Linked DNA regions of Homo sapiens: region 2 is linked to region 1. A link is a contact called in ENCODE Hi-C data. All regions are on one chromosome and are shown on one strand. Each heading gives the region's core, a stretch centred on a gene start or an enhancer-like site at or near the end of the contact. The rest is flanking DNA. Distances are from core to core; before and after follow the strand shown.

What was found. Hi-C counts contacts between places; a loop is a spot of excess contacts on that map. Pooled maps may share reads with other maps.
Region 2: a pooled map shows a loop between it and region 1 (4-fold over the local background). The contact joins the enhancer-like site here to the promoter of ACSL3 in region 1. A Hi-C loop is called at or near these places in 4 of 50 pooled maps.

Annotation. Positions count from the first base shown.
Region 1 is chr2:222,859,531-222,864,716 of GRCh38, forward strand. It overlaps ACSL3 (acyl-CoA synthetase long chain family member 3), which reads left to right and starts at 1,506. Exons shown (of 17, transcript NM_004457.5): 1 at 1,506-1,728. RefSeq lists an enhancer at 1,221-1,515 and silencers at 1,232-1,561, 1,632-2,001.
Region 2 is chr2:224,920,427-224,925,709 of GRCh38, forward strand. All of the region lies in intron 2 of DOCK10 (dedicator of cytokinesis 10), which reads right to left. Among named protein-coding and RNA genes, the nearest start is that of MIR4439, 87 kb to the right of the region's middle. Within about 2 kb of position 1,990, at least 7 of the 41 ENCODE cell types and tissues checked have a DNase peak (open chromatin) inside an H3K27ac peak, as active enhancers do.

The sequences.
Region 1 (5,186 bases), core at 256-2,755:
CTTAGCTTGTTAAACAGCAAACAAGATGAGAATTTAGAATTTTAATTCCCAGGACCATTTTCTTTTAAATATAGGTCCATATCCATAATATATATTCCATAATATAAAGATAATGAAGAAAGATATTGTTGGAATTCTTCTAGTCTGTTTTAGGCTTATGGATAGATAAAAAGGTGCAATATTAGTTTTCTTCTCTCGGAAAAAAACCAGTATTTTCCAGAGGATTTCATGGTTCTAGAAGTACTACTTCTAAAGCCTGCTTCTCTCTGCAGAGCTGCGAATGTCTTTTCAGATAAGAAATTCTGCATTCCATTTATCTTCAGGATGTATCCTTTGATAAGATTTCAACAGATTAATGAGCAACTGAACTGCCATATTTTGAAGTGGGAGAACAGTTTGCCTGAGTCAGGTATCCATCCCTTTAGGTTCTCGATTGGCCCTTGGCCCACGGTGAGTGAGCTCTCTTTGCTTGGTGCATCATCGCTCCACCTAGTTCAAGTTCTGGCGGCTTCCTGATTTTGATTCTCTTGGGAAATGAGGCCTGCTTTAGCCTGAGGCTGGCTCAGGAAGGCAACCTTTCACCTACTTAAGGAAAAGTTCACAGGCAAACTAAACAATATGTTGGGTTAAAAAAAGAGACCAATCCTACTAGTACTGGGTGAGTGAAAATCTTCTCTCTTACAGTACATGTAGTTCTACTACCTGCACTGGATGCTTTCTTTCTTATCCTTGTTTAGTGTCTAAAACGAGAAACAATGGCAAACTCCTTAAAATACAGAACCACTGTGGATTCCTAAGAACGTTCAAAAACAATAATTTGGAGTAAACTTTATTTTTTGAAAAGAAATAGCAAATTTGCATGGTGAGTGCATTTAGAGGAAAACGGGTTATATGCTAGGTCAAGTGAGGCCAAAACAAGAGAAATGATAATGGATAAGCTTTGAGTTTTTGAGGCTCTTCTTGCCCCAGGCAGTTCCAAAAGCCATTTTATTTGGCAGGATTTGACAGCAATTTCTGCAAGAACGGGATAACTAATCCAGTTAAAAACGAAAAAGAATATGCATACTATTTCATAATTTATATTGAAATTTATACATTACAGCAATAATTGTGCGACTGTAATTTTTTTTTTTTTTTTTTTGGTGGAGGGGTGTTTTTTCCTGGAGGGACGGAGCTCCTGCAGACCCTATTGGGCTAGCCGCTCCTCCCACGTCGCTGCCGCAGATCCCCGCTCCCCTCCCCCACCCGCGGTCCGTCCCTCCTGGTCGACCCCGTTCCCGCCCCCGCCCCGCGCAGACTGCAGCCAGGTCCGGTCCGCGGCGGCTCCGCGGAATGACCCGTAGTAACCTCGCCCCGCCCCGGGCCGCCAGCGCCGCGCTCCCCGGCCCGAATTCGATAGGCCCAGCCCCGCACGCGCCACCGCTCGCGGGCCAATGGGTGGCAGCCTCTCTGCATAGGCAACGAGTGCCGGCCGGGGGTGAGCGTCCCAGGCGGTTCCGCTCAACAGACGCTGCTGTGGCTGCGCCGGGCTGCGACACTGCAGTTGTCTACGCGGCCGGGGCCGGGACGAGGAGGCGTTGGACGGGGTCGCATACGTTCGTCCCCTCGCATTGCGGCCCCGACAGCTGCGCCAGGATCCCCGGGCGGCGGCGCGGGGCGTGAACGCTCTGGGGCTCAGCCAGGCCTGCGCGGGCCCGAGGCCGGAGGAACCCGGACTCCGGCGTAGCGGTGAGTGCGGCGCCGGTTGTGGGAGCGGCGGGAGCCGGTTGGCGGCGCGGCCTCCGCGTGCGGTTCGGCTGGGCCCGAGGGGCTCCCCAGCCTCGGGGCCTGGGACCCTGTCGTCGGCGCCGCACCTGACCGCTGGGTGTGCGCGCGGGCGGCCCGCGGCACCAGGAGCAGCGGCGAGCAGGGTGGGAGGCGGCCCGCTGGGGTCCGGGAAGCGGCTGACGTGGGGCCTCGGCCCTGAGCCCACGCGAGCCGGGAGCTGCAGCGCGAACGGCGTGGGGCGGCGCTGACCAGGCAGGGAGGATGCACTGCGTGCCTCCCGGCGCTGTGGGGCGGGGTGGGGAGGCCACCCCCTTGAATTAAGAGGGCTCTGCCGCGGCCCCAGCAGTGCGGTGTCCGTGGAAGGAGACTCAGCCCTGCGATTTCGGAAAACCCTTGTTTGGCGGGGCGGGAGGGGCTGTTGCTGCGTGGGGTGAGAAGAAACTAGGTGCGTGAGGTGGGTCGACCTTGGTGATTGGTTCTGGGCACTATCGTGGTGGTGGGACTGGGATTAAGACTGTCGTTTGGGGTTTGAGAGTTGCAGCTTTGCTTTTCCCCAAGTGCGTTTTAATCATATACTGTTGATAGGTTGGGTAACTCGGGGACTGCTTACTACCAGCAGTCCTGTGGGGTAGGTGTTATCAGGCTCGTTTCACAGATGAGGAGCCCGAGGCACAGGTTTTCAAATGGTTTTCGCAGGAAGTCTGATACTAGAAAGTGTGCTCTAAGCTGCTGTATAAAAGATCCCTCGAAAATGAAAAGGCTGGAGGAATGTCTTTAAAATTATATGGAAGCTAGAAAGGCAGTAGGCTTTGTGAACGAAATTATAGCTGAAAAGAATGACAAATAGCTGACATTTATTGAGCTTTTATTACATGCCACGCACTGTTTGGAGAGCTTTATGTACAGTGTCTTCACACTGTTAACAGTCCTCTGGGGTGGGGGTTATTCCCATTTTACAGCGGGAGAAACTGCAGATTGGACGACTTAGCTTGCCTCAGATCTCAGCTAGTAAGAAGCTGGGATTCAGACAGGCCTGTGTAAATCCAGAGCTCTGAAATCTAAGCACTATATTTTGCTGCCTCTCCTTGGTGGCTGGCTGAATAGTTTCCACAGTGGATTTTAGTCTGGGTGGCCAGGAGAGTTGTAGTTTGATGATACCTTCTTTCATGTTTATCAACCTATTTTGTTTCCCCAAATTAGTTCTGAGAGTTAAGGGTGCTGATGAGTTGCTCCTGAAAGTGTATTAGAAGGGTATTATAGGGGACAGGTGGTGTGACATGGGAATCTTTTGCACAGACTTGATTTTGTTTTCTGGCATTTTTCTGGGCAGTTCCTCACACTTGGGGATGAGTAAGCCTTCTAATTGTCGCATGCGTTTTCTCTCTAGACTTTTCCTGGTTTCTCTTTTGTATAAAAATATTGGTTTTGTAGGATGACATTGGGTGTGGGGCAGAGTGGTCCATTGGACCTAAGGGTCAAGGTGACAAGTCACCTCGTATCTTTGGATCTCAGTTACTGAATTTGTAAGGCTTTAGACTCAGTGACTTAAAGCTTAAATATTCTGAGGGTCTAAAATGTTCTCCTTGAAGGAAGAAAGGAAGAATGGGAGAAATGAAGAACGCACAAATTATAAGGGGAAAATCATCCTCTGTCTGGTTTGGGGTGAGAATCAGATCTTAAAGCCTCGAGGTCTGTTTCATTTGCTTTTGTGTTTCCCTGCTGTTTGGTTCCAGTTAAGTGACTGTTTCATTCCTCATTTGATTAATTGACTCACCTAGAGCCATTTAATTTTTGTGATATGTCAGGCACCTTATTAGGTGCTGGGAATACAGCTGTGAATAGAGGGAAAAATAGACAAGAAGCAAATGGTCATACAAACGGATAGGTGGTTGCAAGTTTGATAGGTACGATGAAGGAAAAGTATTGTGTGAATGAGGATTATGAGCAAGATTGTGATGTAGATGGAAATCTAGTCTAGGGAGCTGTTTTTTGAATTGATGTGGTGAGATTTTGCTAGAGGACAGTCTTGAAATCTGAGCCTGCAATTATGTACATAATGCAAGAGTTTGGGAAGTTGTCAGCAACAATAATTCTTTTCATTGCACAGTGTATTTCATACTCAGAATGTCATCCCGGCTCTCATTGCAAGATACGAAAATGAGATAGGCAACTTTACAAGTTGTCATTCTGTCTGCCTTCAGGGTACTTAAAGCTTAAATAGTCCTCTAATACTTTCTCCCACTCAAAATGAACTGTAAGGGGGAGTAAGACTCTTTTATGTGAGATTTGGGCTTGAATATTGGATTTAGATTTTTTTTAGGAAAGCTAGGCCAAGGGTGATAGGCTTTTAAAACAACGAGCATCATAATGACTCAAAAGTATCCATTGTAGCATACGCTTCACAGGGTCATTTAACTTAAAAGTCTCATCATCTTAGGAGATCATTTTTTGATGGCTGGATTGGGAAATATAGATTGTTAAAAATATATAAATGTCTCAGTTGAACATGTATGAAGCCAATTCAAATAATACATTGCAATATATTTACTTAATGGCCATCTGCATGCAAAACACCGTCCTAGGGGTACCATGTGGCATAAATAAAAAAGATGAACTTGCCAAAGTTACTGCTTTCAAAGAGATTTCAGTTAATGTATACTAATACTCAAATTTAAGGTTTTTTTTTTTCAAAGTGCTAGCATATCTCATCTGATCCTTTTAAGAGCCATATATGATAAACAGAAATACTGAGAAAATGGAGATAAAAAATTGTCAGGATATGGTGATAAATAGTAAATGGAGTGGGAGAAAGAGGTGCTAAGTGATTACTAGGTTTCAGACCTATGCAACTAAAGAGGTATGTGTGCTATTCACTGAGCTGGGGCTTAACTGGTAGAGAACTAGGTTCTGGATATGGGAAGGGCATGACTTTAGTTTTGGAAGTGTTCAGCTGGAGCTGCCTTTGAGGCCTTTATTGAGGTACTGGTTTTGTGCTGAGAATTGGGGTGGCCATTTACCGTTTTGAAGACCTCCATGTAGAGGCAAGAGCTCAAACCATGGGTATGGGTGAGATTGCCTGTGGGGAGGCTATAGAATAAGAAGAGAAGGAGGCCTGGGATGGAGCTGGGCAGAGGAGGTTGAGCTTGTCAAGGAGACAAGAGTGGCCAGGAAGGTCAGAGGACAGCCAGAAACAGATGTTCCTGCAAGGCGATGAGTCAGTACTGTGGAATGCTCCTATGAGAGAAGAATTGAGAACCATCATTGAATTTAGCAACATGGAGGTCACTGGTGACCTTTGAAAGAGATGCTGATCTGCAGGTAGGGGTGGGATGGGGAGCAGTGGGAGGTGAGGAAAACGGAGACAGAAACTGTTTCCAATAGGTTTGATTTCAGCATGTTTAAATGCTGATGGGAAGGCT
Region 2 (5,283 bases), core at 740-3,239, 2.1 Mb after region 1:
TATGCTATTCACTCTGTTAGAAGATAAATAGTAAATAAACTATATTGAAGTTTTGGAGTAGAATATTAAGAACCATGCCTAAATTGAGCTTTGGGGATTACTGCTGAATTTAAATGATCTGGGATGCCTTTGTTTCCTATTCGGATGGATAATTTACAGATATATGGTGTTGCTTGGTTTCCAGGGAATATTACATATTATAATCTACTGGGAACATTAGACATTTTTCTTTCTAATTAAAAAAAAATTCTATATTATGGCCATTATTAATAAAATTTTTATACAAAAATGCAAGCTATTCCTCTTTTCCATTTTCCACTAGAGTCTCCATTGCTTTCTTGACTTTTTAAAAAAATACTTTAAGTCTGATGGAGAGTAGAGTAACATGGCCCAGAATTAAGCTTATAATTAAGTAAAACATAAATAATAAGATCCAAATTGGCTCCATCATATTTTGCATGTGACACAACCACTCCCTGTTCCATCTATGTAGTAAACTTACTGTCCCACTACGATCACTGCTCTGTGACATAATAAAATAAAGTGGGCTGGGCACGGTGGCTCATGCCTGTAATCCCAGCCCTTTGGGAGGCTGAGGTGGGCAGACCAATTGAGGTCAAGAGTTTGAGACCAGCCTGGCCAACATGGGAAAACACCGTCTCTATTAAAAAAAAAAAAAAAAAAAAATATATATATATATATATATATAATGTATATACACAAAAAATAGCCGGGCATGGTGGCGGGCACCTGTAATCCCAGCTACTCAGGAGGCTGAGGCAGGAGAATCACTCGAACCTGGGAGGGGGAGGTTGCAATGAACCAAGATCATGCCATTGCACTCCAGCAATGTTGCTGGGCAACAACAGCAAAACTCCATTTCAATAAATAATAATACTAACGTGAACACTTAGCTAATTTAAGAAGTTTTTTGTTTGTTTGCTTGTTTTATTGGTAAGTTTCTGGAATGTAGGCTTGGGTTCCCCATAACAGTAATCACATGGCTACTAGATTAGTAATGTCCTATAGTTAGATAGGCCCCCAAATACATAAGGTAATGTTCACATCCAATTTATGAGACTGCGAATTAATTCAGGCCGAGTTACAAAAATTGCTTAATCACGTGTACAATGCCTGGTGGTCTCTTGTTATAAAATGATGTTGACTTTTTACTAAATAAGACAACAGGCTGAATTATGCTCTTGGAACCATGTGATAAATCTAAAACATTATTTTACAATATGTGCAGTTATTGCATATCTAATATCCTGTGCAGGTTACACAAGGTATAGGAAAGAGAATACATGTATGATGTATGCCCATAACGTGCTATTGATCTTAGTTGTATTTTATTATAATGCTGGAGCATTTGTCTGAAAAAGTGCAAGGACAGCCAGGCGCTGTGGCTCATGCCTATAATCCCAGCGCTTTGGGAGGCTGAGGCGGGTGGATCACCTGAGGTTGGGAGTGTGAGACCAGCCTGACCAACACGAAGAAACCCCGTCTCTACTAAAAATAAAAATAAAATAAAATAAAATAAAAATTAGCTGGGCATGGTGGCACATGCCTGCAATCCCAGCTACTCGAGAGGCTGAGGCAGGAGAATCGCTTGAACCCGGGTGGCGGAGGTTGCGGTGAGTCGAGATGGCGCCACTGTACTCCAGCCCGGGCAGCAAGAGCAAAACTCCATCTCAAAAAAAAAAAAAAAAAAAAAAAAGTGCAAGGACTCCACAAGTTTCCACTTTAAAAACTGTGGCACTTCTTCTCATTTTAGATCTCTTTAATGTGTCTCCACTGAAGCAAAAATGAATTGATCGAATACAAAGAAAACTGTAAACAATCATATTTGGTAAGGGTTTTAATATGGTTACAAAGAATTTTTTCTTTTCTGAGAATCAGATGCTTTCAGACCACTACAAATTGTCTTGACCACAAGAGATTTCCTGTTCTCTTTTATAAAACTCTGGTCAACAATTAGTATAGCTCAATAGCATAAAAGGGATCTGAAACTGCAGTGGAACTCAGCTGAGCTTCTCCTTTGGTGGTAGGATTTCATAAGGAGCCTATCTATTGTCCAGAGATCAGGCATTTGGAAATAAAAACTGTCCTGAAATGATGCATGCAGGCCTGTGTTTATAGTTTCAGGTCCATGAGATTCAGACATCCTCCCTTGCAGCCCTGTCACTTTCTGGTTTCTTGTAGCCTGCAGTGGATGGTCTTGGAGGTTTCGTTACAGCCACCAATCTGCTGGCTATACTGGCTACAGAAGACTTCCTTCCAAGCACATCAGGACTATCTCTCAATTGGCCAAAGGTCACTGTAAAAGTCTAAAAAAGGGCTGCTTATCCTATCTTGGGGCTGAGAAAAGCTTCCTCTGACAGTATTGTAGCTTCCCCCTGTTCAAAAAGGAGGACAAAATGATGGTGTTTAAAGTAATCAATCAGTCTAAGCTTGGGGAGTTATAAGCCTCACAATAAGAACTATTAACTAAAACTTTGTGATTAATGACCCTCAGCATGTGTTTAAAAGTGATTTTAACCTAAATTTCTCAGACATCGATATTGTCTTTTATTCTATTAGAGAATGTCCTTAGATTACATTAGTTTCTTGAAAAACATCTTTTACCACATTCAGAAGAGTATTGTTGTGATTTTATTTTACTTATTGTTTAAATATATGAGAATATTACTTTAGTACCTGACTTGTGCTTTAAAGGGAAGGCCCTTCTTGTTTTGCTGGGGTTGAACTGTATGGCAAATATACAAATAATGAACAGTTGTCTATTACTTGATAGCAGTCATTCCAGCCAAGTTAAGCATGAAGACACAGTGTTGTAGTATTTAGGTATATAGTAGTGATAGAATCCTATAAGAAGAACTTCAAGGTGTTTTACTCTTGGATTGACAAACTACTGAGCCAGTCATTTCACTTCTTTTTTGTGACTTATTTTCCAGGCTCCAAAACATGTCTCATCTCCTCTAAAGAGGTGAGGACCAAACATTCTACATATGGGAAGATGTGAGCATTAATAGAAACGAGGTGCTCCAACAATATAAAGACACCTACTGCACCAGGACCTCCCCCTGGCAAAGACTCTGAGGTCTGTGGTCTGAGTTTACCATCCAAGAAAGCCCAGTGAAGAGGGTTGCCTGCTGCGAGGCCTGCAGACATGGTCTAGGGAAGAGAAATGGACTGAAGAGCGGCCCAGCACTGCCAGCTCTCACCGGCTCCATCCCACCTGGCTGCCCGCATTTCTCCTTCAGGGCCAGCCTCATTCCTGCACAGGGCCTTTGCCCATGCTCCTCTGCCTCTCCAAAAGTCTTTTTCTTTCCTCATTCTTTAGAAATCTCAGGTTTTGTATAGGTGCCAGCTCCTTTTCAAAAGCTTTCTAATTCATCCAACACACATTTTTCTTCCCTGAATGCTGTTATTTACTCTCTGTAGCACACATGAAGTCTGCAGCTTACCCATAGAATATTTTAGGCCGAAAGGTTATGCTGCTGATGAATTCAGCCGGTCATTTTACCTGTGTGTTTTATTGTTTATAAGCAAGCCACATTACATCTGCTTTGGGGGTAAAATATAACAACTGTAAAATAAGTTTTGCCATGTTCCTTATTACTCCTTTGCTATGTTCCATTCATTCCTTTTAAAGAATAAAGTGCTCGTATCTACATATATGCTTTCATGATTCCTTTGTATCCTTCCTGTGATCACGTGCACCACCTCTATCCTAACACATAGAATGGCTTTTTAAAAAAACCATCTAATTGAGATATAACTGATCTGTCATAAAATTTATCCTTTAAAAGTATAGAATTGAGTGGTTTTTGGTATATTCACAGAGTTGTGCAACCATTACCACGATTTAATTACAGAACATTTTCATCATGCCCAAAAGAAACCCCATATCCACTAGCATTCTCTTCTCATTTTCCCATCTCCCCAGCCCATGGCAACCACTAATCTCCTTTCTCTCTCTATGGATTTGCCTATTTTGAACATTTCCTATACGTGGACTATATGGTCTTTTGGGACTGGCTTCTTTCACTTAATACAATATATTCAAGGTTGATCTAAATTGCAGCATGTATCAACATTTCATTCCTTTTTATGGCTGAATAATAATGACATTCCATTTTATGGATATACCACATTCTGTTTACCCATTCATCAGTTGATAGATTATTTGGGTTATTCTCATTTTGGGGCTATTATGAATAATGCTTCTATGAACATTTGTGTCCAAGTCTGGTGTGGACATACATTCTTAGCACAATCAAACACAGACCAGGGTCTCCACACACATTCTTACTGAAATGAAATAAACAACCAGAACTGTTTCACTACAGTACTTATTTTCTAATGGCATCACTCACTGTGGGATTCAGGAAGTTAATATTTCCCCCAACTTGTGTGCCTTTTTTTTCTAAGAAGCGTCGGCCAAAAGCATGCTGTTTAGACAGAAACTAATAGTAAAAGTCAAGGTGCTTATGTTAGGTGTTTGTCCTTCCAGTTGCTCTATTTCCTTGAACAACAGCCTTTCCAAATCTTAACTTCATTAGCTTGTAAATGAGAGGAATATTATAACATAGAAAGAATCTAATTCGACAAAGACTATTACTCAGTTTTCAAATTGAAATTACAATGTTCTTACATGAACACCAGGAGCCGTTTAAAAGCCTGCTTTTCAGGCTCAAAAGCCACAGATTTAAAAGAGGTTGAGATTCTTATAAAATGTTAACCTTTGTCTCAGAAAAAAAAAAAGAAAGAAAACTCATGACCTTACTGATTTGCAGTTTAAAACATATTCAAATCTTTCTGCTTCCTTTCCTAGAATGACCCTTGTGGTTGAGTCTAGAAGTCCCCATATACCATTTGCTTTTCATTGCTAAAGACATACTATGAAAAGAACAAGCCATTGGTATATTATGATATCCACTATTCTGAGTTTTAATAGCCAGTGAAAAGTGCAGAATGCCTTTGAGTACCCTGGGACACAATTCTGACCTACTAATATGAAGATGGAATTTGAGAAGATAATGAGACTCTTAGGTGACTGTAGTCATGTGACATAGACTTTTGACTTTGAAAATTGCACTGCCCGGTGTTGAAAGTCTAACTGTTCAAGTGTAAGGTCTGCTTCTTATTCGTATTGGTGTCCTGGATATAAACAGCTTAGATCACCAAAGGTGGTCCATGAAGGTAAATTGAAATAGAGTTTTACTGGTGTGGACAAAATTGAAGTATAGTTGATAGGTGGTCTTCCTACACAGTGTACAG